Linked DNA regions of Homo sapiens: region 2 is linked to region 1. Evidence: chromatin loops called from intact Hi-C (ENCODE). Cell type or tissue: OCI-LY7. All regions are shown on one strand.

Region 1 (5,000 bases):
TTGACACTGGCTTATTGCTGTCCAGGTTATTTAAGATGCGGAGGAAATCTTATCACAGAGAAGCAGCTTCTAAACATGTCCTGCCAGGTGGGTGATGAGGTAAAGACTGCCCAGGCGGCCTTGTGCACACCACATACTTGTGGAGCCACTTTGATGAAAGGGTCTGGATTATTTGCAAAGTCTTGTGCTAGGTGAAGGTGGGCTCTTTCTTAAATTCTGAAATGCCCACGAGTCTTTGGTAATGTTCATAGTGAAGCATCTGAGCTGAGCCTGAGGCTTCCCAGGAGGCTGTGCCAAGGACAAAACACACTGAGGATGTTGACCATGGCCTCCTGACAGAATGAAAGGCCCCCACAGTTTCAATTTAAACCGTAAACATTTAAATAGAAAATGAAGTGCTGGTGTATGACTCTGAACTTGTGAGACTAGCTGAAAACACCATTTTGACCGTTGGGCAGAGATTTCCCATCATGGGATCAGCCATAGACCATATCCACTGGGAACATGGAGAAAAGGTTTAGAGGTTCCACCAACATTTTCCTTAATTCTTAGATGCCTTTTGGTGGTTGAATTCTGTCCTTATTTTCTTATTTCCTGAAGCCCAAAATATAAGCTCTATAATGTGGTCATTCATAAACCTTTAGGGATATTCCTATTGGAAAATGTTGTGCAAGTCTTATTTTAGAGTTCCCAGAAGGGAATTACCGGACCTTAAGATATGCACGTTTTGAAGATATTGGATACAACTGGTCTCCAGAAGTGGGAAGACCATTTTTGCTCCTTTTAATAGTGGTGTCTGGTGTCTCTTTCCTCAGATATTCAGTAATGGATATGTCATGCTTTTTCATTTTGCCCTTCTGATAGGTGGAAAATGACGTAACATCCTTAATTTAAGTTACATTTTTTGGATGCCATTGTGAATTTTTTTTCCCCTATAGCTATTGCCTATTTGCATACCCTCTGAAGTTGCCCGTTCTTGAAGGACACTGATAATGTTCTCCTCCCCTGCCCTTTCCTTTTTGTTGCCAGAATAACCTAATCTAAACCAGAAACTCCATCTTTTCTTCCCCAGGGCTCCTATAGACCCATAGGCGGCTAGAGTGTACCTGTGAGCCTCTGGGGAGATGTCTCACCGCCAGAGAGCTGTCCCCAACTCAGGACCTCACCTGCCTGTGCGTGCGAAATTACACCTGAGATGGAGTGGCTGTGTCCAGCTAACAAAGCCGTTTGGGGAGGGGATTTCAAGCATGGCTATTCCTTGTTCACTTTAATAAAACATGGCATGAATTCAGGCAAAGGGACTTACTCCTTACTCCCTCACCTCAGATTTTTCTGTGTTTTGCTGTTGGTATAACTTGTCCTGTGTTGCTAAGTTTTAAACATATCTATATTTTGTTTAAAACACTAACCATGGCTTTGTTTGAGTGGCTTATTTTTATGTCCTAAGGAGTTGACCTAGACAGGGAACAGTTAGTCATATTCTGTTTCAGGCCAATGCCTCTGAGCCCCTTCCCTTCTCGTTTTTCTCTGTCTGAAATGATGCTCTTGGCTGGCCCCATTTTGCTGTTTGTCCAAACGGGCGCCCCTCAGCAATGGGCAACTTTCTCCATTTTGGTGTCTTATCTAAGACCTTGCCCACTGGCTTAAAGAGTTGGCTTGGGTTCCGTCACAGTGATGAGTTGCCTGTCCCGCCGTCTGTAGTCGGGAGGGCTTTTTCCGTGATGAGAATGAGCTGCAAACTCAGGCAAACACTGATCAGGAGAGACATGAAACCCAACCTGGCCCAGTCGGCTTAAAAATAGTCCAGTCATTTCACCCCTGGAATTTTCTCTTGCTTATGTGGGTGGACAATTCTCTTGGAACACCACCAAGATCATGAGGAGGAGAAAACAGAGCAGGCACCAACCACATGAATCCAACCCAGGCTGACCCCGTAGCCGGTGGTGCATTGGCCCTCACAGGTTTGCACCCTGCATGCAGGGCCCTTTCTCCCCCACGAGAGGGCGCTCTCGTCACTCTTAAAGCAATCGTACTGGGGAACACTCAGGTTGTTTCTTAGTGAAGTCCCCGAAGAGCACTGCATTTAAGCTGCTACTTTGTGTCTCAGCTTCTACTTTCAAGGTTTGTTATGAATGTAAAGACATTCTCCAACTCAAGCAAGTGTGGGCAATATTAGTGTCTGGAAACGCCTGTTGCAAATGAAGCACAGCCACTGCTTGTTTGTGTTTCGTTAGTGAAACGTGATTGTAACCCAGGGTTTTTGACGCTCACAGAAGCATCCGCCTTGGTAATGCTGTACATCCAGGCTGCTCTTCTTTGTCCCTAACCTGGTTGCAATGTGGCCGTAGCATGCTTGTGTTGACATCTGACAGGAGATGAGGACTTGACTTCCTGGGCTGATCTTGCTTATTTTGGGGAGAGCAGGAGTGCCCGTGGTTAGTGTGGATCAGCCTGACAGGAGATTTTCTATTGAGGGAGGATTTAAGACTGCATGCAGGCAAGGGAAATACAAGCCATATTTCACCAGCTCAATACACCAGGGAGCGCTACCATTTAACGAAAACCACCATTCTGACTTCCGGGTTTTTAGGTCATCTGGCAGCCACTGGGTGGGGTCAGTTTCTTGGCCCTTGATTAGAAGTTCCTTCTGATTACAAAACACCTCTTGATTGAAATCTTTGCATTTTCTTTGCATTTGCATTTCCACCAATCTTTTTATTTTTTATTTTTTTTGCCTTGGAGGATGTGTGTATGTGAGGGTGACCTTCTCTTTATTTGTGGGAATCGGGGAGTGCCCTCCTCCCTACAAAGTCACTATAAAGCTACGGGCTTTGCTGCCCTTGGTACAGGGTCTAGAAGTGGTTGTTGGGTGGTGACCAGCACAGTGACAGTTTATTTCCTGGACCTTTGAACCTAAATTCCCACAGGAAGAACATAAAGGACTCAGCAAATCTTGCCCCCCGACCCCCGTCTCCTCCATGCGCCTACACTGGAGCCATGAGTACTACTGCTACCGTCACTACAGCCAAATTATTATAGAGAATTACTATGTGCCAGGCATGGGTAATTTTTGGTTGTTTTAATCAACTTTGTTTCAAACAGCTTTAGATTTGCAGAAAAACTATGAATATAGCAAGAGTTCCCCCACTTTCTCCTTTTTTTATTTATTTTATTTTATTTTTTTGAGACGGAGTCTCTGTCGTCCAGGCTGGAGTGCGGTGGCGCAATCTCGGCTCACTGCAAGCTCCGCCTCCCGGGTTCATGCCATTCTCCTGCCTCAGCCTCCCGAATAGCTGGGACGACAGGCGCCCGCCACTACGCCTGGCTAATTTTTTTTTTTTTTTAATATTTTTAGTAGAGACAGGGTTTCACCGTGTTAGCTAGGATGGTCTCGATCTCCTGACCTCGTGATCCACCTGCCTTGGCCTCCCAAAGTGCTGGGATTACAGGTGTGAGCCACCGCGCCCGGCCTCCTATTTTTAACATATAGTTTCTCCTGTTGTTGTTGTTTTAATCATATTAGCATAACACATTTGTTACAATTAGTGAAGGAATATTGATACATTATTATTAACTGAAGCCAATACTTTATTCGGATTTCCTTTATTTTGACCTAGTGTCCTTTTTCTGCTCCGGGAGCCTACCCAGGATACCGCCTTACCTTAGTTGTCATGTCTTCTTAAGATCCTGCTGGCGGTAGTGGTTTCTCAGACTTTAAACTTGTTTTTAATGACCTTGACAGTTTTGAGGAGTACTGCTCAGGAGTTTAGTAGAAGGTTCCTCTTTTGGAATTTGTCTAAGGTTTTCTAATAATTAGACTGGGGTTATGGGTTTTTGAGAGGAAGAAGGCAGAGAGAAAATGCCATTCTTATCACATCATATTCAGGGTACATATTATTAACATGATTTAACGTTGTAGATGTTGAACGTCATCACCTCGCTGAGACGGTGTTTGTCAGGTTTCTTCTCGTAAAGTTACTGTCCCCTCTCCTTTTTTTATACTGTACTATCACAAGAAAGTGACCACGTGTAGTCCACACTTAAGGAGGGGGAGTTATATTCCACCCTCAGAGAGCACAGTACCTATAAACATTTTTGAAATTTCTCTGCACAGAAAATTTCTCTCTTCTTCCCCATTTATTTACGTATTCAATTGTTTATTTCTATCAATATGGACTCATAGAGATTTATTCCATACTTTGAGTTATAATCAAATAGTATACTACTAGATTTTGTTTGGTTTTTTTTTTGCCTCTGGGAGCTGTTTCACGTGACTCCTGTGTCCCTTTGACACACCCCCATCATTGCGGGTTTTTGTTTTTGAGGTGTTTCTTTCTTGCTTTCTTTGTGGCACTCACTACAAGATACTCCAGGATTATCTTGTACATCTTCTGCCCTAGTCCTTGAATCAGTCATTTCTCCAAAAAGCCCTGGCCTTTTTTTTGAGACGGAGTCTCGCTCTCTCGCCCAGGCTGGAGTACAGTGGCGCGATCTTGGCTCACTGCAAGCTCCGCCTCCCGGGTTCACGCCATTCTCCTGCCTCAGCCTCCCAAGTAGCTGGGACTACAGGCGCCCGCCACCACGCCCGGCTAATTTTTTGTCTTTTTAGTACAGACGGGGTTTCACCGTGTTAGCCAGGATGGTCTCAATCTTCTGACCTCGTGATCTGCCCGCCTTGGCCTCCCAAAGTGCTGGGATTACAGGTGTAAGCCACGGCGCCCAGCCAGCCCTGGCTCCTTTTATTGGAGGGTGGTATTAGAATAGGGTCTGGGCTCCAGGTGTGCTGGTGCTTCTGGTTGCTGCTGCTTTATAAGCTCTCAGCTGACAGCAAGAAAACATGTGCATGTGAACCAATCTATAGATGCCTATCTACTGATCTACAAATATATCTGTATGTAACCATTGGTATCTGTATTATGCTAAACATGTGTTCACACTGACGTTTCCAGCTCTTAAGCTGTTACATGTCTCCAGCTCTAAGCCATTATCACGTGGATCAT
Region 2 (5,000 bases), 340 kb after region 1:
TTCTTCCACTTATTACCCTTGGCCGAAGCATGAAAATATATTTCATGTGTATGCACACACACACACACACACACACACATATATATGTAGGAAGAGATTTATTGTGAACTGGCTCATGTGATTATGGAAATTGACAAGTTCTAAGATTTGAAGTCAGCAAGTAGGAAACCCCAAAGAGCCAATGGTATAGTTCCCATTTGAAGGCTGGCAGGCTTGAGACTCTGAAAAAGCAGATGTTTCAGTTTGAGTCTGAAGGCTGAAAAACATGATGTCCCAGCTCAAGGCAGTCAGGCAGGAGGAAATTCCCTCTTACTCATGAGAAGGTCAGTCTTTTTGTTCTATTCAGATCTTCAGCAGATTGGATGAGGCATCCCCCACATTAGGAAGGGCAATCTGCTTTACTCAGTCTACTGATTCAAATGTTAATCTCCTCCCAAAACACCCTCACAGACATGCCCAGGATAATGTTTGACCAAATACCTGGGTACTCCATGAGCCAGTCAAGTTGACACATAAATTAACCGTAACATGTACATACTGTGTGTATGCCAGGTACTTACTTAACAGATCCTTTTTTACTGTTAATTTTATTATTATAAATGTGGCTGAGAAAACAGTATATTCTTCGTAATATTGTTGCAAATGAATCAGGCAGATATTTAAGGGTAGGATTTCTTGTTCTGTTGGGAAGATACGTATGACTGCCTTTGTCATCTCAAACAAAGTTGCAAAAAGTGTCATGACTTAGGGTAACTAATGGTAAGTACCATGGTAATCAATCCCTAAATTTTCTAGTTTAATTTAAAAAAAATTATTTCTAACTTACTTCACTGTCTGATGAAGGCCAGGAAACTCTCCTAGGTAACTTACCTCCAAGTTGTAGAATTCAGGCCCCTTTCATGTGTTTAAATATAACCTTTTTTTCTTCCCCTCCAACTCCCCTTCCTAAAGATAAACTTTTAAATCAATAGGTATCTCACAGTACTTTGTGAAGGAAGGTAAAATAAAGTCAACTCGAAAATTGTATATTTAATTGATTACTGACCTCTATAATTTAAAAGCTGCTTGATCTTGGACAAATAATTCTTTTTCATTGATGATCTTGGAACCCAGTGGGAAAGAACTACAGAACGAAATGGTAAATCAAATATCGAAGATGTTTTGTTACTTGAGGAATCTTCTGTTAGGTTGGTATAGCGGAGGAAACCTTCCAATTGAGTTTTGAGTTTAAGTAACAAGTTTTGCTCATCAAGCTGGGCAATCTGGGCAAACCAATTAACCACTCTGGGCTTTGGTTTCCTCATTTGAAACTTAGCATGTTAGCCACACTGATTTTGCTAACATCACTTCCAAATCAAAATTGCAATTATTCTAGTAGACCATCTCTTTAGATCTGGATTAAGGATGAGGCCTACTTGGAGGTGAAGGAATCAAGTAGAAAGATGTGAAATGGTCCCTCCCTCCATATGGAAAAATCTGCCTGAGATTTAGACAGACACTATTCAAAACTGTAAGTCCACTGAGCACCAACTGCGGTACAAAAAGTTAAGTTCCCAGGTCTCATTTACAGAGTAGTAGCTGCTTGTTAGTTATCACACGCCAGTGATTCAGCTGGAGAAGCTAAGGCAGAAGGCAATTATGTAACCATCACAAAAGGGTATGGGGGAAGCACTTGAACCCATACCGGGCATTCTGGCTTCTGGTCAGATGCGAGGGATGGATTCAATGTCATTTTAATCTTTATTCATTGTTTCAATCTGTTAGAACTGTTATAGTTTGGAGCTCCATACAGAATGCAGATTTGTTCAAATGACTTCCCAAGAACTTGTAGCAAGAGCACTTGGAGCCATCCTGGACAGGCCCATGCTGTGCCTCACACATGCACAGCATCTTCAAGGGGTCATACAGAAACTGCCTCCAAACCTCCCCACCCACTTCCACTTTGCCACAACCCCAAGAGAGGACACCCATCTCAAAAAGGTTTGCTTTCCTGTGGAGTAAGAGGTATAATTAAATTGTGTCCCAGCAGTGAAGGTTCCTTAATGATAATGAGCCAAAACTAATTGTATTGATTTGTTTATCACCGGCTTAGGAGGCCCATCAAACAAATGGACTGAGACTATTTCCATATTCTTATCTGTTAGGTAAATGAGAAACAAATGACCTCTCCCTATGTCTGCATCCTGAAGTCACTGCCCTCTAAGGCTGAGTGCTCTATGGCTTCGGGTGGGAGCTTTGTCCAAAGCTGGGGCCATTCTGCCCTCTGGCTTCTTCAAATAGGTGAAGAAAGTTGAAAATTTTGGTATTCATTCTTCTATTTTTCATTTATGTAGAAGGATTTGTTTTTAACAGTTACAATTTGGATCCTTGCCAAAGGTGCCAGATGGCCTGCTTTCTTCGGGAGAGCTGGTCATGAGTATTAATAACCCTAATTTGGAATTCTCTGTGGAAGGGGTAGCCACAAGATTTGGAGTGGGAGGAAATGTAGAATCATTGATAACAAGTGAATTCAGAGAAAAAGACTCTTGAATCTTGGTCAGGAGTGAGACATAACGGTAGGCAGGCAGCTTTGGGGGGCCACAGGAGAAGCCTGATGTACCTGCACCTACCCCTCTTAGTCTTGGGGAGCCTTCCCAATCTACTGCTCCACAAATTAAGAGAAATAGAGAGAATTAAAAGAGAGCTCTGGAAGAGCCATAGCAAAGTCCAGAGTTAGGTTATTGAGCTCAAGTGGAAAGGGATAAAATAAATGGCTTCCAGAATGTGAAGAAATTAGCTGCAAGAATGTGAAACTAAACAGTGGATCTGTGACTATTCACTTTCACTGAGATGAAGGAGCAAAGCTCAACCTAGTATTTAGAAAAGATTTAGGGGGACATAGAAAGAAAACCAACATCTATTGAGTTCGTGTTCTCCTCCCGTTACTTGGCTAAAGAGTGGTTAGGAGTGAGCCTGACATATATTGTTTCTTTAATTCTTTTGCCTAGCCCAGCAGGTAGGTATACATATCCCATTTTGGAGAGGAGGCAGCTATGTGTCCAGTTAATGTTTGTAAATTTAAAGCCACTATCATCTGCATCAAAGCCCATACTCTCAACGGCTGAAGACTGATATCTCACTCTCCTTCCTCATCTTTCCAATAGAAAGCAAGGAGTTCCATTCAGCACCTCTATGTGGGCAGTATTGAAGAGGATGAGCCTTTCTTCCTGTCTCACTTGCCCTTACGCTCTTCAAAGGGAGGGCCTCATCTGAAAAGGGAGATAGCCTGAAGCCCTTTGACTGCATTGATCAGGGACAGGACCATGATATTGTTACATACCTAGGTCACCCTATGGCTGAGCTCTCTCTTATGCCCTTTACACCAATCTGTGTCCTGCTCCAAGGGCCTTGCCCCTGTGACTCTTATTCAGTAAACAGGCCACACAGCTGCTTCTGGTAGCCCAGGCAGAACTCTGAGCAGAATCCTGGTCTCTGTTTCAGTTTGCACCTGGTGGCCAAGTCAGAGTTGTAAAGTCCCAAGATTTAAGTTTAGAGAAGGTTGTCAGAGATCCTTTCATATTCCCCAATTCCTTTTATCATAAATACAGCTGATGCTCTATTTTCATCACCAGTTTGCTCTTTCTTTTTATCCTCAATTGATTAGATTCCCTAGGAAAAGAGGAGTGAGTACATAGGTAATTTTTCTAAACACCAATCTCTACTACTGATGAGACAAATGGGGAGCTTTCCAAATGTGAGGGTCATTCAGGTGACCTGATGGCTTATGGTGACTGGGATGGTTTAAAGAGAATTTTGATTAACAGGAGAAAGAGTTTTTTAGGAAACCTCTAAACTTGCTTGAAGCTGATTTAGTTGATCCTGCAAAGCTGCGCTATTTTTCACCTAATTCGAGAGTTTATTTTAGAGGTATTCATCTTCTAAAAATATTTTACCTTTAACCACCATTTTCGGACATAAACTACTTTATCATTTATGTAGACTTTGAGGAGTTAAAAGCTTTTGGTAAATCTTGCCTCCTTTGATTCGCAACAAAGCAGAAAAAAAAAAAACGGAGAAGAAATTTCCTCTTTGTAAAGGAAAAAATTTATTTAATTTTAAATGACTTGTCCAAGGTCACTTGGCTGGAAAGTGTCTGGGAAGAGACTCTGCTTTTCTGTGTTCTGAGTTGGCCTTAAATTATTGCAATACTTCACATACAAAAATAAAAAAGAAAGATAAATTTGATTATATAAGAATGTAAGTCTCCTGCACAGCCATAAATATTAATTAAACAATATAAGATAAATAACAAATAGGGGAGTAATTTACCCCACTAGACAACAGGGTTAATTTTCTTAATATATAACAATCTCCTTGAATAGCAATAAAATGTATAAACAACCAAATACAAAATAGGCAAAGAAGGAAACATGCAATTAGTCAATGACCATGAAAAGATGCTTAAACTTATATAGTTAAAGAAATGCCACTGACTTATCATTTTTCACTAACTGGCATAATTAAAAATCTTGATGTAATGTTGGTAAGAATATGGGGAAAAACTGTTGGTGGGAGTATAATTTGAGACAGCTTTTCCGGAAGGGAATTGGCAGTATTTATTGTAACCTATTAGTAATGTCTGCAATATCTGGTAGGGTGTGAACATTGAGTTCCATTAGCAGAAATAAAGTATTCCTGGAGTTACAGGATAAAGCACTTATCAAACCACACAGAGTCCAAATCATGCAAATCAGAAGGCTTCCTCTCTAATCACCTTATTAATCCCCTCTCTTAGCTTCCTCCACAGCTGGTCTTTTTATCTTTCAGGTCTTTCCCAGGTTTGCAGCTTCCACGTTCTCGGTTCTACTCAGTTCTCCTTTGGTAGGAGCCTGTTTTGTTCTTTGGACCTTGGGCTTTAGTGGAGGGGAGGGGTCCTTAGGACCTTCACAGTGAAAATGTACTCAGTAATAAAACATTTCCCTTGCTGATTTTGACTACTACTTATAATTCAAATGTGCTAT

What was found. Hi-C counts contacts between places; a loop is a spot of excess contacts. Peaks named below come from ENCODE experiments on the same cell type or tissue, not always from the same donor. Only the 100,000 strongest peaks of a DNase experiment are listed, where the experiment ranks them.
Region 2: a loop joins it to region 1, with 4 times the contacts of the local background. A loop is called at or near these places in 4 of 110 quality-filtered maps.

The regions. Positions count from the first base shown.
Region 1 is chr1:76,152,306-76,157,305 of GRCh38, forward strand. The region is part of intron 1 of ST6GALNAC3 (ST6 N-acetylgalactosaminide alpha-2,6-sialyltransferase 3); the gene reads left to right. Among named protein-coding and RNA genes, the nearest start is that of ST6GALNAC3, 80 kb to the left of the region's middle. RefSeq lists a silencer at 1,976-2,085. In OCI-LY7, CTCF peaks have their summits at 1,989 (motif pointing right), 2,193 and 2,592; DNase peaks (open chromatin) are centred at 2,036, 2,296 and 2,556; H3K4me3 peaks cover 597 bases; H3K27ac peaks cover 475 bases.
Region 2 is chr1:76,494,691-76,499,690 of GRCh38, forward strand. All of the region lies in intron 3 of ST6GALNAC3 (ST6 N-acetylgalactosaminide alpha-2,6-sialyltransferase 3), which reads left to right. Among named protein-coding and RNA genes, the nearest start is that of LINC02567, 280 kb to the right of the region's middle. In OCI-LY7, no CTCF peak of the experiment used is centred here; no DNase peak of the experiment used is centred here.